2 separate regions of the Mus musculus genome follow, and region 1 is linked to region 2. A link is a loop called in an ENCODE intact Hi-C map of the cell type or tissue named here. Cell type or tissue: heart. All regions are shown on one strand. Links, peaks and the distances in the headings refer to the core of each region. The heading gives the core; the rest is flanking DNA.

Region 1 (5,374 bases), core at 253-5,252, 62 kb before region 2:
GGGCCGGCCCCGCCCTCCCCTGGCGCGCCGCGGCCCCACCCCCGGCGCAGCACCACGCCCCTTTCCGGGCAGGAGCGGGGCCCCGAGCTCAATGAAAGAAATTCCGCTACTCTCATTGGCCTGGGGCTTGACGCCGCACCCCGCGGGAGGCGGAGTGGGGAGGATGGGGCGCGGACTTGTGATCCCCTTTAGGATACCTGTGCTCTGGACTGCTGTAGCGAAGGTGGTGTGCAAGTCCAGGAACGGGTCTGGAAGTGCGCTGGGGGAAGGGTCGTGTGTGTAGGAAAGATACAGACTACTTCCCTGAGTCTTACCTGGAGCCAGGTACTCCAGTGCTGCAGGGCCGATTGTCACACCCACCCTTCACTATTTTGGCCAAGGTGAATATGAGTAGCTGTCCTGGCCTTGGTTTCTCAAGATTCTAGGAAATCCTTACTAATAAGTGCATACATCAAAAGTGGGCAAGAAGCGCCCACACAAACTTGTCTTTTAGCTTCCGTTCATCCCTGAAGAAGTTGATGATCCTAAAACGCAAAGAGAGCCTACAGGATTGTGCACACCCATGAGTACAGCACTTGGGAGGTAGAGGAAAGAGAATCAGGAGTTCAGTGCTCTCCTGGGCTACACAGAGACCTGGAAGCCAGCCTGGGCCTGCGTAAGACCCTGTCTCCGAAAGTCTCCCAAAATAAAATAATAAATACAAAGAGAAGCCAATTATGTTCTCTCTTACGAAGATTTTGTTGCCTTGCCTCTGGGTTACAATAAGAGCAGATGCTTTGAGCTCTTTACCATGGTAGCAGAAGTTTCAAGCCTAAACAGCTAATGGGTTTTATTTTCTCTGTGTACAGATGAGAAACTGAGGCACAGAAACTTGCTCATTTAATTTGAAACCTATTGAGAGCACTAAGACACCAAAACCAGAGAGCTCCAAGTTCTCACCCCCACTCCCCAACAGCAGGGAGAGGCATGTAACTATGTGATGTCACAACATCGCTTTTAGGTGTGTGGTTTCCCAAATAAGGTGCATGGTACTGCCTCTATTAGACCTGCTGGATGGACATTTCATACGGAGGCCACAACTCCCCACTACAAGACTCTGGAGATGAGGGTAGCTGGCAACCACCATTATATAGAGTGCCAAGGCCTTGGACACAATAGCCTGCACAAGTTTGTCATCCCTGATCGGGTGGGACTTGAACCCAGCTAGAAAGAAGTATGAGTGTCAAAGACACCAAGACTCCTGAAAGAGTTCCCTGCCTGTAGACAATCTGCAAGGCCTCCCTCACAGTAGGGGAGGATCCTTACAGAAGTCTCCCCACATCCCTACTCCTGGTGAGGAGTATGAGTTGAGACTTTCTGTCCCTCCTGCTCCTTACTCTGAGCACAAGCATCTCTCCCTGAGGTATACCAGGCTAGGAGAGACTAAAACAGGACCTTAAGAAGCCTGCTACCTTAAGCTAGGCGCTGGAGAGATGGGATATCACTAAAGTGTTCACCATGACAACCTGAATTGGATGCCCAGTGGTCCCTGGGGGGGGGGGGGAGGCCCAGCAGTGCTGGCTGGCAAACCCAGAATTGAGATATGGGAGGTTGTGGGGGAGGGGCAAACAGAGGCAGATTCCTGGAGCTCTCTCATTCCTAAATAAATAAGGAAGGTGGAGAGTAGTCAAGCAGACAATGTCAACCTCTGGCCTCAGGCATATATATACATTCACAACACATATACCACAAACACACATGAAACGAACAATTAAATAAAGGAATAAATAAGAGGGCTGCTAACTTAAGCAAAATTTAGCCTCTTGGCCCATGTTCACTAGGAGATAGATATAGGGTGGGGTAATGTAGCCTAGAAAGGATGCCCCCTGCACTACAACCAGAGTCTGGTAAGCCTGAGTCTAGGACTGATGCTACTATGGTACTTCTCCAACTGGGTAAGTGTGGGTTATCCTCTGTAAAATGGGAATAGCAATCATCATGCCAGCTAGGGACAGCTGCCAAAGCTGAGGGCTGCTCCTCCTCAGGCCCATCCAGCTCAGGACTTGACACACCTTATAACCACTAGAGGGTGTGTGCAGTGGTGGCCAGCTGCACAGACCTGCAGAGTGGCAGCTCTGACCTCCACCCTACTAAACTGCCAGGCTGGGAGTCCCTGGGATATAAGGAAGAGAGGGCAAAGGAGGAAGGCTGGACTCCCATCGTCAAGGTTCTGCAACTATCGTCAAGGTTCTGCAGTTGCAGGAAGTCACCCAGGAAGAAGTAGCTGACCCCTTAGCTTCACACCTGTCCCCTCCTTCCTCTCTCTCCTCAGAGCACTCCATGATTCCTCATTTCAGTATTGCCCCACTTACAACAGCACAGTTCCATGTTCTTTCCCCTGAAATAAAGGCCCATAAGGGCAGAGATCCCAAGTAGCCAGGCTAGGCCACCCACATCAGTGTGAATCAGAATAAGACCACTGGACACGCTCCTGTCTGAGACAGTTCTTGCCTCACTTCTCCTGGCACCAGAACAACCTGCAGGGTGGCTGAGTTAAAATTCCCACTTCACCGAGCCCCCATGCTCCCCAGCTAGACTTTCCTAGGCACCATCTTCTCCAACTCTCCCAGCAACACAAGGAAGGTCTTGTTCCTAGACTCTTCTTCAAAGCTGGGGAAACAGACGGTAGGCTATTTTGTTTCTGCTCGTATGGCCAGTAGGTGGCAGAGTTGAGACCAGGTGAGTGAGTGTGTGGCTCCTTAGCACCTGGTTCTACAGAGAAAAAAAAAAAGTTGTCTTTTGCCCCTAGGAAGTTTCCACATTAACTAGTAAGGACTATGACATGAAACAGCAGAAGTCACTGAAGCTAGAGTTTGCTTCTGAGTGATGGGAAGGGATCTGGATCTAGGGAGCATGGTTTACAAACAAAGAAGTTATACAGAACGCATAGCCACCTCTCACCATGACTAAATGGATTAACAAGAAGATTCATCATAACCCACTGTACAGAAACTGATTCAAATGCCCAGGCCCTGCTTATTAGCTCTAGGAGAAGAATTTATTATATGCTCAAATGTTATATTACAACCCTAGGACCCACTGGCTAAGGGATGTTGTCTACTCCTTTGGAAAGCAAATCTACTTGGTCAACATAAACCCAAGTGGAAAAGTTGGGACACACTTGAAAGTGATAAACAGCCCTTCTGGAATTCTGATACATGCTACAGACTCTTCCTTGTGGGGTCAGGGGATGCCCGTATACTCTAATGGAGCTCTGTGTTTATTGGTGTTTATTGAGCTCCTGCTGAGTGCCCACCTCCTCCTCCCAGAGCTGGGGAACCTGCAATAAGCCAAGTCCAGTAATTCCAGAGTTCATGGAATCTAGTGAGAAAGAGACAGACCACAACCAAAGGAGCAGGGTGCTCTGCACACTGAAAACGCCACGGCCAAAGTGAAAAAAAGAAGAGGAAAGAGGAGTGTCAGGGGGCAGGGAGGCATATATCAGGGAAGACTTCCCTGGGAAGGTGACATTGGAGTGAGGGAATGACATTTTCTTCGGGACATAATTGGGTTGAGGTCTTGGTGGTGACATTGACGTCATAGTGGTAGTTGGGGCAGGGGGTTTTCCCTCACAGTCTGCTTGCAAACAGCTGCAGGGATGGATAGCAGTGAGCACAAGAGCCCCGAAGCAGATTCATGCCTGGAACGCATGTGTTTAGAACATTCCAAGGCTTCACAGAGGTAAAGAAGTCAGAGAAATACTCGGGGCAGATGTGGGCCCATGCAAGCCATTGGTGGGTCTTTGGCTTGTGTTCCAGGTCAGTTGGGAGCCACTGAAGGTCCTGAGCAAGGGAGAGGCAGGACCTGCTTTCTAGGTTATGTGGTTGATATGCAGGACCAAACCCTGGGCTGTGTGCGTGCTAGCTGAGTGTTCTACCGCTGTGCTAGGCCACTTAGCCCAGGCTGGCTTTCTGTTTTACTAGGTTCCACCTAACTGCATGTAAAGAATAGCCTGCTGCCCAGGCGGGAGCAGGAGCCTGGCTGGGAGAGTCAGAGGAGGCCTGGACCAGGGTGGAAGCAGTGAAGAAAGGGAAGCAGAGATTCATCTGAGACACATATATCCGGTCTCTGCTGTCGCGTGCTTAAGAGTGTGCAGTCACTTTTTGAAGATGAAATGCCAGGCCATTTGGCATTTATTTATAGTTTTTGAGATAGGGTCTCATGTAATCCAGGCTGGCCTCTAGCTTGATATATAGTCAACACTGTGTTCTGTTATATAGTGCTGGAGATCAAAGACACTTTGTTTATTTAGTATTTGCCTGCATGTATATCTGTGTATCATGTACGTACTTGGTACCCTAAGGACCAGAAGAGAGTGTCAGGTCCCCTGGAACTGGAGTTCCAAATGGTTTTAACCTGCCATGTGGGTGCTGTGGGCTGAACCCGGGTCCCCTGCTGTAGGGGCAAGCCTCTTAGCCCCTGAACTATGGCTCCAGCACTCAGTTCCGTTTGTAATTAATAACATCTACAAAGGCAGGACATTAGTTATGTTTATCGCTTTTTTAAAAGACATAGGTTGACTTGTGCATCAAGTAAGTCTATTTCTCTGTGTATCATACCAAATGACCCTGGGATCGCCAGTGGCTATGTGACACCGGGTTGATCAGTATCTAATGTCTCCCTCTTTGGTTTTGTTTCATTTGTCTCAATGTCTCTCAGAAAAGATGATTCCTTTGGTTTTTGCCTCGTAATTGGGGGGGGGGGCGGCCGCAGGAGGTGTATTTCCATAGCACTCCTGAACCAGTTGCTAGTATTATTCTAGCCACCCTGGGTCTGAAGACAGCTACAGTGTACTTACATATAATAATAAATAAAATCTAAAAAACAAACAAACAAACAAAAAAACAGAGTCTCGTGAAGTCCAAGCTGGCCTTGAACTTGTTGTATAACTAAGAACTAACTTGACTTCCTGAGCCTCCTGCCTCCACCTTCCAAGTATTTGGATTATAGGAATATACCATGGCGGATTGATAAGGTGCTCAGAATCAAAGCCAGGAGTCTCCACCTAAGCTAGATCCCCAGCACCAGGAAATGTATCTTTACATGATAGAGCTTCTTTAACATATACGTATACTACACAGATATGTGAAATAGATAATATATTTAAACTTGTAACTGCTTGATACTTCCACACATTTCATAATGACATTTAATTGTCCCACTCCCTACCCTCAACTCTCTCCCTTGACTATTACATATATATTTATTTACAACACATTCTACATTGATATTAAAACTAATCCAGGCCTGGAGAGATGGCTCAGCAGTTAAGAGCACTGACTGCTCTTCCAGAGGTCCTGAGTTCAATTTCCAGTACCCACATGGTGGCTCACAA
Region 2 (5,374 bases), core at 236-5,235:
GACCCCGGGAGGTCCAGGGACTTGACCTGGTCCCCTGGCCGCAGGCAGAGCCCGCCTGGGCAGACCGATCCCTTTTCTCTCCTGCTGCCACACAAGGGGGCTTTTCCCGCCAGCCGGCAGCGGAGGCTCAGGGCAATCTCTCCGGGTGGGATTAGCATTCTGCCTGTTCGGATTCTTTAAATTCCGCACTGAACATCCAGTCGGCTGCCAAACTGCTAGGGAGGCAGGAGGGTTGGGGAGAACAGGGCTGAGAGAGGCCTCCCCTGGCAACCCGAAGCTCAGGCTGAACTCAGGGAGCAACTAGAAGGCATTCCCTTACACAGAGACCCTCTTTTTCCTTACCCACTCACTGCAAAATCAGACCTAACAGCCGAAAGCCAGGTCTCTCCATTGGTTTGACCCTGATTTCCAGCGTCTTCCCTCACTCCCCATCCCTCACAGTTGGCCAGCCTCCGGGCACACTCCGGGCTTCATAACAAGTAAAAACTCACTCTCTCCTATGTACCTTCCCTCCACCCCTCAATATCAAAGGATGGAAAGGATTTTCCTGTATATCTATTAGTACACTGTAGCTGTCTTCAGGCACAACCGAAGAGGGCGTCGGATCCCATTACAGACGGTTGTGAGCCATCATGTGTTTGCTGGGATTTGAACTCAGGACCTCTGGAAGATCAGTCAGTGCTCTTAACCGCTGAGCCATCTCTCCAGTCCAGTTTTTCTTTTTCTTTCTTTTTTTTTTTTTGTTTTTGTTTTTTTTTTTTGTTTGTTTGTTTGTTTGGTTGGTTGTTTGGTTGGTTGGTTGGGTTTTAAGCATCCTCTAGAATAGTGCCCCAAGAAAGTTAGACTCCTTTGTAATGCAGCAACTGCTACCTATATATACTTACTGTGTGTGTGGTGCCTTTTATACAGCCACAATCTGAGACCAGGGAGCTCTCATGACTTGTCACAATCAAATAGGTTTTATTCCTGAGAGAAAGGCATTGGGGTGAATGACATTGGTTCCCCCCTCCCCAGGACTTTGCAGCAAACCCAGAGCAAGGGCTTGGGTGGGGCCTACAAGGCTAGGCCTTCAGGCCAGCCCCACCCTGTGGAAGTCCTAGGGCCACAGGTTCACCCTTGGTTATAGGCAACTGACTCCAGGAAACATAGTCACCTGTGTCTTTCTTTCCTCACCCAGGCGTCTGCCAGGCAACAGAAGCCCCTTTGCCTTTCCAGCGCAGGAGAGCCTCAGGCTCCTGCTCTGCACACCCCTCCCCACTCCAACTCCAGCCCTCACTGGCTCAGTGCAAACTTAAAAGTGAGTGCCCTCTCCTCCCCCTCCCCACAGTCTCTCTGAGCCCTGATCTCTTCCTGCCCCAAGATCTAGAAAAACCTTCTCTAGTACTGCAGAATGTAAACTGAGTGTAAATAGCAGTGAGTTCAGGTTCCCAGCATGCTTTGTCCCTGTCTATGTTATAAGGCTGGGACTGGGGCAAGGTCCCTCTCCGGGGTATAGGCTGTTCATGTGCTGCGTATCTGGAGTTCCATTTTCCTGCACTTTTACTGGTTTTCCCCCTGCCCCCCATCCTGACTCTCGGAGAAGGTTTTCGGAAGCTAACTAACTAACAGGAACAGAAACCTTTTTCTTTCATGAATAAAAGCAGGTGCTGCAACTTCCCCCATGGGACGCTAGGCTTGAACTGGATTATTCTTTGGGGTGGGGGGTTGTTGTTTGGTTTGGGGTGTTTTGTTTCATTCTTGAGACAGGGTTTCCCTGTGTAGCCCTGGCTGTCCTTGTAGACCAAGCTGGCCTTGGATTCACAAGGGTCCCCGCCTGTGCCTCTTTATTGCTGGAATCAAAGGCACAAGTACCACCGTGTCCAAAGGTTGAGTTAACCCTTTGGAAACAGTGCTGCAGGATCTGGGCAGGTGAGCACTGAGGGACTTTCCCACGGGAGACCCTGGGAGTGACAGCCTATGTGGTTCAGTGTCCCCGCTACTCCAGGGGTCAATGGACCTTTTCACCTCACAACAGTACAGCCAGCAAGATCCATCTTCCCTAGTTCCTGTAGCCCTAATGCGGGGAAATGTTCTTTGTGGGGCCTCTGAGCAGAGGACAGGAGGAGCTTTTGACAGTTGTCCTCAGGACCAGTGAGAGTGGAAGAGTCTGGAGGAAATCCCTGGACCTCAAGGTCCTCCCTCTGGGAACTATTAGGATATTGGGGTCTCCTGTGGCTCAAGGACAGTGCTTCTGCCCCCAAGTCAAGATGGAAGCAAAGGGCAGACCTACAGCTCACCTGAAGGTTTAAAGTCTTACCCGGTGTTAGGATGCAAGCTAAGCCCCACACCACGTGCTTCACAAACTAAGACACAAACTCTCAATGAGAGAGAAGAGACTCCGTATCCTACATATGGGGAGGCGGGTCCCAGAGAACAGCAATTGTGTCACAGTCCCAGGCAGAAACCTACTTCAAAGCACAGGCCTTCCATCTGGGCCTGTCCCTCCCACATTTACTTTACCTAGCTGGCACACCAGGCTCAGAGGACAGCCAGCTCAAAGAGACACAGAACCACACAGCTTTCCAGAAAACACAGAGGGTTGTATGGCGCCACCTGGTGTCTATTCCCTGTCATTGCAGTTACATTTCCCAGAGCTTGACCAACCATCCTGCAACAGAGTTTTGTGCTAGATCTTGAGCTGTCCAGAAACATTTAAGGAAGGGCTCTAGCTGCTGGGGCATTTCCCATTCTGGGCAAGGCAGAGAAATGGATCTTTCCTATCAATCTTTACACCCGTGTCCCACCCAAATAACTTCTGGTTTTTGTTTTTGTTTTCACAGGATTTCTTTGTCCTGGCTGACCTGGAACTTGTTCTGAAGACCAGGCTGTCCTGGAACTCACAGAGATCTGCCTGCCTCTGTTCTGTGAGTGCTGGAATTAAAGGAATGTAACACCCACCCAGCCCACCCAGATATTTCTTTGCCTACATCACAGTAGGGACACTGAGGCCTTAGCGTGCTGGGAGGAAGGCAGACCCAAGATGAATAATTGCAGAGCCCCCCCCCCCTTCTCAGTCTACCTGCTCTGTGACCTTGGGCCATAAAACACCTTCTGAGTCTCAACTCCTTTGTCATAAAAGAGGAAACAAGAGGGAATAGTGTGCACACCTTGCTCTGCCTGTGATAAGAAGCGGTGTTGCAGTTTTTATTCCAGCAAACATGTCCTTAGCATCCTGTCTTCATCCCCATCCATGGTGAGGAGTCCTTAACAAAGTCACACAGAGGACATGCGGGAGGGACTCAGAGGGCTGAAACAGTTTGGCCCAGAGTCTAGGTGGCCACTTAAGAGCGGACACTGGCTGTTCCGGAAACTTCATGCTGGGGCTGGAGATGTCTCAGTTGGCAGTGTGCTTGCCTCTTATGTGCAAGGCTCTAGGCTCTACCCACGGAACTACATGCTGGCATAGTGTGCACCCTTGCGCTGGAGACCTGGACGGAAAAGAGCAGAAATTCAAGGTCATCCTGGACTACATAGTGAGTACTAAGCCAGCCTGGGCTACGTGATGCTATCACACACACACATACACACACACATATACACACACATACACACACACACACACACACACACACACACACACACACACTGAAAAAAATAAAATAAAAGCAAGAAAAAAAACATTTAAAAGCCCTGCTTTTTCCAGATTTCCTTCTGTGGACCGAATGAGTGTGTAGGCCACTCACCGGTGGCCCAGATCCCAGATCCTCTGGTGGGAACCACAGCTCCACCCCCTACCCTCCTGGAAAGTCAGAGACCCTGACCCTGCACCCAGCACAGCTCGCTCCTTGTCACCCTGCCCAGGTCCCCAAGGTGGGGTGGTGAGAGGCTGAGGTGGGGTTTATTTATAAGTTCCTGCTGCACATGAATCCCTGAAGGAATGGCTCAGACTGGAGTCAAAAGTCTGGGGCCGCCTGGTTGAGAGGAAGCGCTCTTTAGATTTCCACCTTCCCTTGGCACAGGCCTCCCTGTACCCGGCTGGGCCCTGCCAGCCCCTTCTGTTCTCAAAGGCCAAAGCGCATTTGCCGCCAAGTTCTGTCGGCCTGTCCGCCTTGCTGTGTAAACAGGACCCGGGACTGGCGGCCTGGCCCCACACTGGAAATGAGCCTGCCTTCCGTAGCCTGGCCACTTCCTCTTCACATCCGGAGACTCCTCAGAGTTCGTATGAGGCCTGGGTGCATAGGGGGAGATGAGTCACTGGAGCCTTGGCCTGCTATGGTCTTCTTCAGCCTGAATGATCAGAGGACAAGTGGAAGGGACAGAGGACTCCTAAGGAGCCATCAAAGCCCAGTGTAAATGGCCCCTCTTATGGAAAACCATCTCACTATTCTGAGCTAAATTCAGCCTGCATGTACCAAGCACTTTCTGCATACTAAAGTCTGCACAAGGTGCTCATGAGTCAGGGCTCCAGAGAGATGCAAGATCTCTGATTCTTTACATTACACTGTAAGTTTAAGATAGGAGGGACGTTTGATTTGTGGTCAGATCCTACAATGGGTCTAACCTGGGGTCTGCATGTAGCAGAAGCTATGAAAGCATTCACTGTACTGAACCTTGTTAAGTTGGGGGAAGGCTGGCCACCAAAGCAGCTGGCCCAGCCCCAACTGTGGCCTGGAATCTCAGCCATTCTCTGAGTAACTTCTCTTCTCTCTATGATGGTCTGACCCAAGGTTTCTGATGGTGACAGTCACCATCAGCATCTAGTGCCAGTGATAGAATCGGGGGCCTGCACCAAGAACTGTGTCCCTACTTTACAAGCAAAAATGGACTCGGGGAAGTGGCCCATTTGATTATGATCCACAGCTGGCACACAGCCAGTGGCCCCCAAACCCCCAGCCCCAGACACATCCAGGGGCCTGAGATTTTAAAACACAGTCAAGCTACCTCCTGATTTGCTGGGATCCTAGGCTGAAGAAATGGGGAAGGCTGTCTCCTGGAGAAAAGACTGTGGAAGCCAGGTCCACAGTGTTCACAGTTGGATGCTCTCCCTGTACCGGTCCAGTCTTTCTACTCCTCTACCTATCAATTCCTTGTTGAACACAGGGCAAACTGAGTCTGGAGAGGCTGTGACAGGCTCCAGGTTACCAACTGCAGATGGAGTCATGTCCCTCCTGGGCCCCTACTCTACCTGGAAAGCCCTGATTTGGTTCAAGAATTCCATGGGAAAAACCATCCCGAATCTGGATGTGGTGGGCACAGTAACACAGCATTGCTGAGGCTGAGGCAGGAGGATCATATGTTGGAAGCCAGCCTGGCCTACAGAGCAAGATTACTGCCCCCAAAATAAAATAACTTTAAAGTAAATAAATAGAAATAAAATGAAAGATAAACAGAATAA

What was found. Hi-C counts contacts between places; a loop is a spot of excess contacts. Peaks named below come from ENCODE experiments on the same cell type or tissue, not always from the same donor. Only the 100,000 strongest peaks of a DNase experiment are listed, where the experiment ranks them.
Region 1: it touches region 2 in a loop (5-fold over the local background); 29 of 42 quality-filtered maps call a loop at or near these places.

What each region holds. Positions count from the first base shown.
Region 1 is chr9:64,023,078-64,028,451 of GRCm38, forward strand. No RefSeq gene overlaps it. Among named protein-coding and RNA genes, the nearest start is that of Smad6, 3.7 kb to the left of the region's middle. In heart, for the core only: CTCF peaks have their summits at 2,055, 2,683 (motif pointing right) and 2,884; a DNase peak (open chromatin) is centred at 2,054; H3K4me3 peaks cover 290 bases; H3K27ac peaks cover 4,244 bases.
Region 2 is chr9:64,085,107-64,090,480 of GRCm38, forward strand. It overlaps Scarletltr (Scarletltr, erythroid developmental long intergenic non-protein coding transcript), which reads left to right. Exons shown (of 3, transcript NR_040743.1): 2 at 1,178-1,297; 3 at 2,820-2,939. Gm39360 (a long non-coding RNA gene) reads right to left here. Exons shown (of 3, transcript XR_870861.2): 3 at 3,323-3,467. Among named protein-coding and RNA genes, the nearest start is that of Scarletltr, 7.0 kb to the left of the region's middle. In heart, for the core only: a CTCF peak has its summit at 2,597 (motif pointing left); DNase peaks (open chromatin) are centred at 2,545 and 4,115; H3K4me3 peaks cover 843 bases; H3K27ac peaks cover 4,529 bases.